Regions from separate parts of the Homo sapiens genome. Here region 2 is linked to region 1. A link is an interaction called in ENCODE POLR2A ChIA-PET data of the cell type or tissue named here. Cell type or tissue: Caco-2. All regions are shown on one strand. Links, peaks and the distances in the headings refer to the core of each region. The heading gives the core; the rest is flanking DNA.

The links. ChIA-PET counts read pairs that join two places held together with the same protein. Peaks named below come from ENCODE experiments on the same cell type or tissue, not always from the same donor. Only the 100,000 strongest peaks of a DNase experiment are listed, where the experiment ranks them.
Region 2: POLR2A ChIA-PET joins it to region 1 with 17 read pairs; 8 of 35 experiments call an interaction of 5 or more read pairs at or near these places.

The regions. Positions count from the first base shown.
Region 1 is chr15:59,158,653-59,164,029 of GRCh38, reverse strand. MYO1E (myosin IE) reads left to right here. Exons shown (of 28, transcript NM_004998.4): 23 at 727-873; 24 at 2,800-2,957. Among named protein-coding and RNA genes, the nearest start is that of MIR2116, 9.9 kb to the left of the region's middle. RefSeq lists an enhancer at 2,396-2,897. In Caco-2, for the core only: no CTCF peak of the experiment used is centred there; a DNase peak (open chromatin) is centred at 2,619.
Region 2 is chr15:59,375,907-59,381,283 of GRCh38, reverse strand. No RefSeq gene overlaps it. Among named protein-coding and RNA genes, the nearest start is that of MYO1E, 5.7 kb to the right of the region's middle. RefSeq lists an enhancer at 719-1,220. In Caco-2, for the core only: no CTCF peak of the experiment used is centred there; a DNase peak (open chromatin) is centred at 143.

The sequences.
Region 1 (5,377 bases), core at 94-5,093:
ATAAATTTCTCCACAATCCCACCCTGTCCAAACATGCAGTTCCCGCAAAGGTGTGTTCTTTCCTTGTCTGACAAAATTCATTAGCTTGAAGGTGATGATTTTTGCTTGTTTGCTGTTTGTCCATTCTGGCCTTCGCATTTCTGAACTTGGATGTGTCTGTACGTTCTAGTAGCTCCTGGCCTACAGTGTCCACAGAGCACTGTTTGCCAGAAGGTTCTTAATAAGTACCTTGAAGTCCAGGATATTGGCTTCCCTCTTGAGAACCGAGCTTATGATTCTTCAAGTTCAAATTTACTACAATAGCTATAACCATATCATAAATTATACTAACTTGGAACTTAAATGTAGAGTCATCCCTTTTCAACTGCATTCTATTCATAACTTTCTGGATTTTTATGATCTTAAAAACACAAGTTGGACTTGAAAATGGATTTTTTTTTAATATGGGCTAAATTGTCCTTAAGTTCCTGATTGTAAAAATCATGTGGAAAAAGTACTTTGATCATGCTTTTGTTGGACTATAAACCTTCTTTGAAAGCAGATTTCAGCAATTTCATTATGTAATTCATTGTTGTTGGTTTTGTTTGAAAGATTATTACTTATAGAAAGAAAGACTGTAAAATCTTAGCACTATCTTGCAGGATTTTTAAAATGGAAGAAAAAAAAAACAATAGAGTAAACAGAAGCACAGCTTTCACCAAGTGTGTTTGTCCAATCTCTTTACAGTACTATGCAGGATGACATTTTTATTCTCCATGAGCAAGAGTATGACAGTTTGCTTGAATCTGTCTTCAAAACTGAATTCCTAAGCCTCTTAGCAAAGCGTTACGAGGAGAAGACCCAGAAGCAACTACCTCTGAAATTCAGCAATACGTAAGTCCGGATCTGGGACCCAGACTTCTGCGTGTAGCTAAAAAGGGGTCTTGATCGCACCCCTGCGATTCAGGATGGGGCTGGAGGAGGCCTGCGAGGAGAAGAGTGGGGTCTGGCTGGCCCCAGTGGAACCTTAGAGCCTGCAGAAGACAGTCTGGATAGTAGTCACAGACTTTGAAAAGGTTACTTTTGCATTTCTGTGAAATAATGACTTCATAGACTAGTGTATTTTATCATTTAGACAAAAATCACCTGAATGAGGCAGACAAAGGCAGATTTTTATGTATCACCCAAAAAAGGGTTTTTTTAATTTAGGAGAGCAGACAGGAGTAGAATCACACTGGAAGCAGATAAAAGTGACAGAGGTGGGGGTTTAAATTCCCCAAACCAATGCATAATAAAACCTGTTTATTGGTAGAGCCTCCGGGGGCTTGAGGACTATAGGTGGCCAACGTATTGTGTAGGTGGTTCACCTTTCTTTCTTTTTTTTTTTTTTTCTTTTTTTTTTCTTGAGATGGCGTCTCGTTCTGTTGCCCAGGCTGGCGTACAGTGGTGCGACCTTGGCTCACTGCAACCTCTGCCTCCCAGGTTCAAGCAATTCTCCTGCCTCAGCCTCCTGAGTAGCTAGGATTACAAGTGCTCACCACCACACCCAGCTAATGTTTTCTTATTTTTAGTAGATACGGGGTTTCACCATGTTGGCCAGGCTGGTCTTGAACTCCTAACCTCAAGTGATCCACCCGCCTCGGCGTCCCAAAGTGCTGGGATCACAGGCTTGAGCCACCATGCCCAGCCTCACCTTCATTTCTTTTGGCAACATGATCTAATGGACCAGGTACTGGCTGGCATACTGTTGACCCTCTAATCTCATATTTGCTGAGTAAGAGTTATTTAGCTAGTCTGGGCAATATAGTAAGACCACATCTCTACAAAAAGTAAAAAATAAAAAAAAAATTAGCCGAGTATGGTGGTGCATGCCTGTAGTCCCAGCTACTCGGGAGGCTGAGGTGGGAGGATACTTGAGCCCAGGAGGCAGAGGTTGCAGTGAGCTGAGACCGCACCACTGCACGCCAGCCTGGGCAACAGAGCAAGACCCTGTCTAAAACACAGAAAGAAAGTTATTTAGCTTTTCTTTTTAAATTTCCCCATCTATAAAATGGGAATATCCTCCATCTTTTCCTAGCTACAAAAATAAGGCCAAGACAAAGCCTTTATATCATGATGAGGGAAACTTATAATAGGCAGCTACTTAAAATTATGATTTTTCCTTCTTATGATATCAGAAAATATAACTTAAAAACAGAATAAGGATTGCATAATACAGGCATATATGCAATATAGAAGCATTAAAACTGGATGGGGAGTTTGGGAATTGCAGGTAAATCCTGCCTTCTATTTGGATTTTGGTTGCTAGTGTGTGTCTTTTTCCATCCCTGGGTGGGCTGTGATGGTGCAAGAATAGTACAGGACTAAACAAAGCCAGGTTCTATGCTAGAGTCCTCAAGCTGGCCTGTGTCTGGCATCTCTCAGTCCTCCACAAGCACAGAATCAGGGACAACAGCTGGAAGCACAATGACAGCACAGCGGTATGACCTGGAAATTGTCTCTTTCCTCTGTCCCCTCAGCAGGCGCCTCTGAGACCACCTGACAGAGTGGCACTGGCACATTAGCCAGATGTACCTCCCTCACCACCTGGTGTCTCACGGTACCGGGCCCCAGATGCTCCTTTTTCTGGCTCATTGTCATGCAGCGACAGTGCCACCCCATGGATGCGGTGCGCATCCTCAGGGCCCTGCTCCTGGTGTAGATTGTCCGTTCTCGCCTCATGTTTATGCTTTTCCAGCAGCAGAACTCCGTGGCGGGATCTCTGAGCACCGTTTTCTCACTGCGTCCTTCGACCTGTTAACCCCACTGTGCTTTTTGCAGGCTTGAACTGAAGTTGAAAAAGGAAAACTGGGGCCCCTGGAGTGCAGGGGGCTCCCGGCAAGTGCAGTTCCACCAAGGGTTTGGGGACCTGGCTGTCCTCAAGCCCAGTAACAAAGTGCTGCAGGTCAGCATCGGACCTGGACTGCCCAAGAACTCCCGTAAGTGCTCCACGGGCCCTGCAGGCAGAACTGCCGCCGCTCCCCCGAGTCTCCCGAGCAAATGCTGCAAACATGTGCACAGATGTGGGGGCTGAGAATCAGTACACCTTCTGCTTGCTGGGGCTCACGCTTTCTTCAGAATGGAACATTTCAAACTAAAGCAACAGCAAGGAAAATGAGCAGGTTAAAAGTTTCTGAGGGACTTAGTACTTATGTATCAGTACACCTGGCATTACAATATTGTGGTTAAAACAAATCAAAGTTTGTTAGCTTCAAATTTCCCCTCCCTTTCCAGTCAGATCTTGTCCACAATACCAACATCATCCTCTATGCCACCTTTAAAGAAATTGACTGGGCCCGGCGTGGTGGCTCACACCTATAATCCCAGCACCTTGGGAGGCCAAGGCCGGACGATCGCTTGAACCCAAGAGTTCCAGACCAGCCTGAGTAACATGGCAAAACCCTGTCTCCACACACAAAAATAAAAATGTAAAAATTAGCCAGGCATGGTGGTGCATGCCTGTAGTCCCAGCCACTCCGGAGGCTGAGGTGGGAGGATGGCTTGAGCCTGGGAGGTCAAGGCTGCAGTAAATCATGATCTTTACTGGGGTGCCACTGCACCCCAGCCTAGGTGACAGAGCAAGACCCTGCCTCATTAAAAAAAAGAAGATGAAAAAGAAATAAAACACCATACACACACACACACACACACACACACACACACACACACACACACGCACTACCTCAAACCCCAGTCTAACTCCTTCCCTGGCCTTTATTTTTGTATTTATAATTGATATTTATAAACTTATATCTATAGCACACAGCATAGAATAATCATACATGCTATGTATGCATATACTGTGATATTGTTCTAAGATTTAGCCTGTGTGTGATCACACACATGAAGATGCCTTATATAAAATAACTGTTTCTAGGCCAGGCACGGTGGCTCATGCCTATAATCCCTGCACTTTGGGAGGCCGAGGCAGGCGGACTACCTGAGGTCAGGAGTTTGAGACCAGCCTGACCAACACCCAGTCTCTACTAAATACAAAAAACTAGCCAGGTGTTGTGGCGTATGCCTGTAGTCCCAGCTACTTGGGAGGCTGAGGCAGGAGAATTGCTTGAACCCAGGAGGTGGAGGTTGCAGTGAGCTGAGATCGCGCCATTGCACACCAGCCTGGGCAACAAGAGCGAAACTCCATCTCAAAAATTAATTAATTAATTAGCCATTTCTCAAATCTGTCTGCAAAGGTACACCTTAACATGTTCTCTAACATATTAATACAATACCAGCAAATGCCATCATATCTTTATATATGTAGAGCCACTCAGAAAATGTTGATGTATGTCTGTGTATCCGTTAGTACTTGCAGAAAACAGACAGCAACTTTTGGAGGGATTTCTGAAGCGATTTTTCAGTGAAAAGATGTGGACGGGGTTTAGGGAACAAAGTAGGGACCCAGGGAAAGGGAGTGGCAGGAAATCATTATTATCCGCAAACCTGAAGCAGCAGAGGGAGGAACGAGGTGAACTGAAGGCTACAGTCAGGAAGGAGGCACATGAAGTCCCCCACCTCCCTCCTGACACTCCAGTCTCCTTCCAGTGCCTCCTGTTGGCCTGGCCTATAGGCCTCACCCCACTGGAAGGCAGAGGCCTGGCTGTCCACAGGACTCAGACCCCAGGGCACAGAGCCGGGCAAAGAAAGGCTGCAAATAACCAGCAGGCTATGTTTGTGCGGCGGGCCCCCGAGGGGAAATTGCCCAATAGGTGTTGGATTCTATCTTATTTGGGGTGGCGAGAGTGGCCTAGGTACTGGGAGGGAAGCGTCCAGCAGGCCACACTGGGTTTGCCCCGATCCCACGTGGTCGGTTCTCCCAGGCCCTAGAGCTGCAGCTCCTTTGCTGTGTTTGCACTGTGCACCTTGTCACCTCCTACCCTTCTCTATTCTTCAGCTCTTCTCTTTATAAGAAATTCCCTCTGCACCCCTCTTCCAGCTGGTTTAATCCTACCTTCCTTCCTGTTCCATTCAAGACCCTATTGTTTTTCTTCCCCACATAGATGTCTCTGCAGAGATCTCCTCTGGCTCCTCTGGCCCTGCTGTCCAGCCCTGACTGTGACCCACAGTGTGTTCCTTTGGCCCCAGCTTGTTCCTCATTCCTTCATGTCTGTGTCAAGGGTACAAGTCTGCTTCTCCTCCTTGTGGTCTGTGTTTAGTTCAAGGACCGTAGAACACACACTCTTGCGTGCAAGGCGCTTGACGTAGGCAGGTGTGCAGTCAGTGCCAGAACGGGCTTCATGCCAACCCCGTTGATCCGCAGCATTAGTGAACCTGCTCAGCCACTTAGCATTTAGAACATGAATGCAAATGTTTAAATGTTCCATCTGTCTCTTTTAAAAGTCTGTAAAAATAGAAA
Region 2 (5,377 bases), core at 55-5,054, 220 kb before region 1:
GAGTGTCTACCCTGTCTTCCTTCCCCAGAGACTCTGTCCCCATCTGCCATCTCTTTTTAATGGGGCAGTAAGCTTTAGGACATCACTCCTCTCACAGCATTTGCTTGGAATGTGACTGGACAGGCACCTGGTCCCAGCAGAGCCTTCCTTGTCAGTGACCTATGACCTGGGTGGCGTGATTTAAAAGGTTGAGCTGGGTGAGTCAGATTCTTTCTTTTTTTCTCTCCGTCCCTTTCTCCCTATGGAACTTGAATCAAAAGTCTAGAGGGCAGTTTCCAGTGAGCTGTGGGCAACATTGTAAAAAACGTTATTCTAGGGCCCAAGTCAGATCGTGACAGGCTACAGGCACTTTGCAAGCTGAAATCGGGGAAGAGGAACAACTGTGAGTTAAGTGGGAGAAGCTTCAAGAGACAGACAAGAAAAGAACATCCAACCACGCAGAGATGCACAGCCCTGCCTTCTTTTGTCTTGTTTTTCCTGGGCTCCTGGGCATGTATACTTTAAAAAAAAATTTCTTTCTGGCCTAGTGAAGTGGCTCACGCCTATAATCCCAGCACTTTGGGAGGCTGAGGCACTTGGATCACTTGAGGCCAGGAGTTCGAGACCAGCCTGGCCAACATGGCAAAACCCCATCTCTACTAAAAATTCAAAAATTAGATAGGTGTGGTGGCACGTGCCTATGGTCCCAGCTACTCGGGAGGCTGAGGCATGAGAATCGTTTGAACCTGGGAGGCAGAGGTTGCAGTGAGCCAAGGTCGTGCCAGTGCACTCCAGCTTGGGTGACAGAGTGAGACTCTATCTCAAACAAAAACAAAAACAAAAGCAAAAAAATAAAGCAAAGGCCAGGCATGGTAGCTCACGCCTATAATCCCAGCACTTTGTGAGGGTGCAGCGGCTGGATCACTGGAGATCAGGAGTTAGAGACCAGCCTGGCCAACATGATGAAACCCTGTCTCTACTAAAAATACAAAAATTAGCCAGGTGTGGTGACGTGCACCTGTAATCCCAGCTACTTGGGAGGCTGAGGCAGGAGAATCGCTTGAACCTGGGAGGCGGAGGTTGTAGTGAACCGACATCACAACACTGCACTCCAGTTTGGGCAACCGAGTGAGACTCCGCCTCAAAAAAAAAAACAACATTATTTTCTTTAAAGTAACCCATGTGCTCTTCTGATCCTTGTTAGTAAAAGAGACTAAATTGGAGCAACACATAACGGCAGAAAAAAGTCTCTCTTGGCCAGATGTGGTCACTCACCTGTAATTCCAGCAATTTGGGAGGCTGAGGCAGGAGGACAGCTTGAGGCCGGGAGTTTAAGGCAGCAGTGAGCTGTCATCATGCCATCATACTCCAGTCTGGGCAACAAAGCAAGATGTCATCTCAAAATAAATGAATGAATGAATGAATAAATAAATAAATGAATAAATAAATAAGTCTCTGCCAGTGGAGGATATAAACACACACACACCAAAAAAAAAAACACAGGAGAACCATATAAGTACAGCAGTCCAAGACCATGAAAGATAGTGGCAAACAGTCATTTCATCTGACAGTCCCCCAGGACCTTGGTTCGTGCAATCCTGTGCAATAATCAATATTTATGGTAATGACCTTGAGTCTTAAAGCAAAAGCTGCCTGACATTCAATGTATTTTCAGAAGTCCATGAAATGTGTAGTTTCATTCAGAAAAAACTTTTCTTAAAGTTAAAAAAAAAAGTCTTGGTATCTAAAAATGACAAGATTTGGCTGGGTGTAGTGGTTTATGCCTTTAATCCCAGCACTTTGGGAGGCTGAGGCTGGAGGACTGCTTTAGCCCGGAGTTCGAGACCAGCCTGGGTAACATGGTGAGACTCTGTCTCTACAAAAAATAAAAAAATTAGCCGAGCTATAGGTAGTGTGTACCTATGGTCCCAGCTACTTGGGAGGCTGAGACGGGAGGATCCCTTGAGCCTGGCACAGTGATACCTGTTTGTGCCTCTGCACTCCAGCCTGGGAGACACAGTGTGGTGCTGTCAAACAAACAAACAAAAAAACAAAAACAAAAAAAAAAAAAGAAAGAAAAGAAAGAAAAAAGGAAAAAAGGCAAGGTTCATGCAGAGATTTGTTATTTTTTACTTTTTGAAATGCACATATTTATTGATCCATGCCTTGCCTTGTTGTAGCAAAGAGCTCAGATGACTTATAAGAATACACAGGATCCAACAGGAAAGTAAACATTGACAGTGAGTGGGGAAAATAAAGAACATCAAGGTATGGACAAGAGATTTAGTTATCTGCAAAGCTCATTTCCATGGACTTCCTCATTCCTTGCTAGATCATGGACCACCATAACTAGTATTAATCATTGTTTCAACTCCAAATTTTTTAGATTTGGAGAAAGATCAAGGTTTATCTTCTGAATGTAAAAATCAAATTGAAACTGGAAGAAAAGAAAATATTGATTTAAATCAGAGAAAATATAATAATAAATCTACACAAACATGCTTTTAATAAGCTGCTAATTTAAGCATATATTTAAATCATTTCTATTCCTTTACTTCAGTAAAATAATTCTTAAGGCAAAATAATTTTATTTTATTTTATTTTTTTTTGAGACAGAGTCTCCCTCCGTCACCCAGGCTGGAGTGCAATGGCACTGTCTCGGTTCACTGCAACCTCTGCCTCCTGGGTTCAAGTGAGTCTTCTGCCCCAGCCTCCTGAGTAGCTGGGATTACAGGCACCTGCCACCACGCCCGGTTACTTTTTTGTATTTTTGGTAGAGATGGGGTTTCACCATGCTGGCCAGGCTGGTCTCGAATTCCTGACCTCAGGTGATCCACCTGCCTCGACCTCCCAAAGTGCTGAGATTACAGGTGTGAGCCACCGTGCCTGGCCTTAATTTATCTTAATCAGAAGTAGCATCATGTTACATTATACAACTGGTGAAATTCTCTTCAACATCCTTTTTATAAACCAATATCAACATACTGGGGGAAAAAGTGTTTAGAGTTAAACTTACTGTGTAAATGTAATTTTTATATTCCATTAAAAAGCAACAATTTTTCTGGGAGCTCTGGTTTGGAAAGGCTCACGGGGTTTTAATAAGTGTGTTCCTATTCATTTTGGGCCTGCATTAGGGACAATTTCTTCTGATGGACATTTCTATTACGCAATCACTGCTTAAAGGGTAATAGTGTAGGCTTCAGAGCCAGACAAATGTATGTATTTGATGCAGGATAGCTGAGTAATAGCTTGGTCAAATTACTTTAAGTCTTCTCAACTTAGTTTCTTAACTGCAAATGGAGCTAACAGGGTCGTATGGAAGATTACATAAGATATTGCACATTAAGCACTTAGCTCAGTAGCTAATAGCTAGTGAACCTAATACATGATGTATGTTATGATAAAAATAGTGATTGTAGAGGACATTTCACACTGATATGATACAAGTCTCTCTTTCATTAGTGTCTTGTTAAAGGTTTCTAATTTTCCCATTGACAAATTTTCTTTTTTTTTTGGAGATGGAGTCTCGCTCTGCCACCCAGGCTGGAGTGCGGTGGCAGGATCTTGGCTCACTGCAACCTCCGCCTCCCGGGTTCAAACAATTCTCCTGTCTCAGCCTCTACTACAGTTGGGACTACAGGTGCAGGACACCATGCCTGGCTAACTTTTGTATTTTTAGTAGAGACGGGGTTTCACCATATTGGTCAGGCTGGTCTCAAACTCCTGACCTCGGGTGATCCACCTGCCTTGGCCTCCCAAAGTCCTGGGATTACAGGTGTGAGCCACTGTGCCCAGCCAAATTTTCTTTTCTTTTCTTTTTTTTTTTTTTTGAGACGGAATCTCACTCTTTTTGCCCAGGCTGGCCCGCACTGGCCTGATCTCGGCTCACTGCAATCTCCGCCTCCGGGGTTCAAGAGATTCTCCTGCCTCAGCCTATCGAGTAGCTGGGATTACAGGTGCCTGCCACCACAGCCAGCTAATTTTTTTTTGTATTTTTAGTAGAGACAGGGTTTCACCATGTTTGGCCAGGCTGCTCTCCAACTCCTGACTTCAGGTGATCTACCTGCCTCAGCCTCCCAAAGTGGTGGGATTACAGGCGTGAGCCACCGCACCAGCCCCACATTAATTAACTTTAGTGTTGTGAGTGCATTCTGAATGATTTTTTATGGTATTGACAGGGAAACTAGTTTTATTGCTCGATATTATTTTCTTGCTGCTTTCCAAAATGCATAAACAATGATTTAGTTCACTGATAGATTTATACAGAAAATTTTACTTTGTATTCATTTTGATTTTTTTATTTGTTCCTTTTCATTCAGCCCCAGAAAAAATGCAATTAATCATGCCAAGGTATTTACAAAGCCTTATCTGACTAGCTCCATCATGTGTCTAGAATGAGTTTTACAATTTTAAAAGTTGCTTCCACTTCACTGCTACTATGGTCTTGAATAAGAATAAATATCTGGCTGGGCTCAGTGGCTGAAGTCTATAATCCCAGCACTTTAGGGGGCTGAGGTAGGCAGATCATTTGAGATCAGGACTTTGAGAGACCAGCCTGGTCAACATGGCGAAAACTCATCTCTACTAAAAATACAAAAATTAACCAGGTGTGGTGGTGGGCGCCTGTATTCCTAGCTACTCTGGAGGCTGAGGCAGGAGAATCACTTGAACTCAGGAGGCAAGAGGTTGCAGTGAGCCGAGATAGAGCCACTGCACTCCAGTGTAGGTGACAGAGCATCTCAAAAAAAGAAAGAAGGCCGGGCACGGTGGCTCACACCTGTAATCCCAGCACTTTGGGAGGCCGAGGTGGGTGGATCACGAGGTCAGCAGTTCAAGACAAGCCTGGCCAAGATGGTGAAACCCCATCTCTACTAAAAATACAAAAATTAGCTGGGTGTGGTGGCGGGTGCCTGTCATTCCAGCTACTTGGGAGGCTGAAGCAGAGAATAGCTTGAACCCGGAAGGCAGAGGTTGCAGTGAGCCGAGATTGCGCCACCGCACTCCAGCGTGGGTGACAGAGCAAGACTCCGTCTCAAAAAAAAAAAAAAAAGAAAGAATAAATATTTGGCAATATATTACTGAATCCTCTGAAAAACAGATGGAAATCAGAATTGGGAAAATGTTCCTTTTTTTTTTTGAGACAGAGTCTCGCTCTGTCTCCTAGGCTGGAGTGCAGTGGTGTGATCTTGGCTCATTGCAAGCTCCGCCTCCTGGGTTCACGCCATTCTCCTGCCTCAGCCTCCCGAGTAGCTGGGACTACAGTCACCAGCCACCATGCCTGGCTAATTTTTTGTATTTTTTTTTTTTTTTTAGTAGAGACGGGGTTTCACCATGTTACCCAGGATGGTCTTGATCTCCTGACCTCGTGATGCACCCGCCTCGGCCTCCCAAAGTGCTG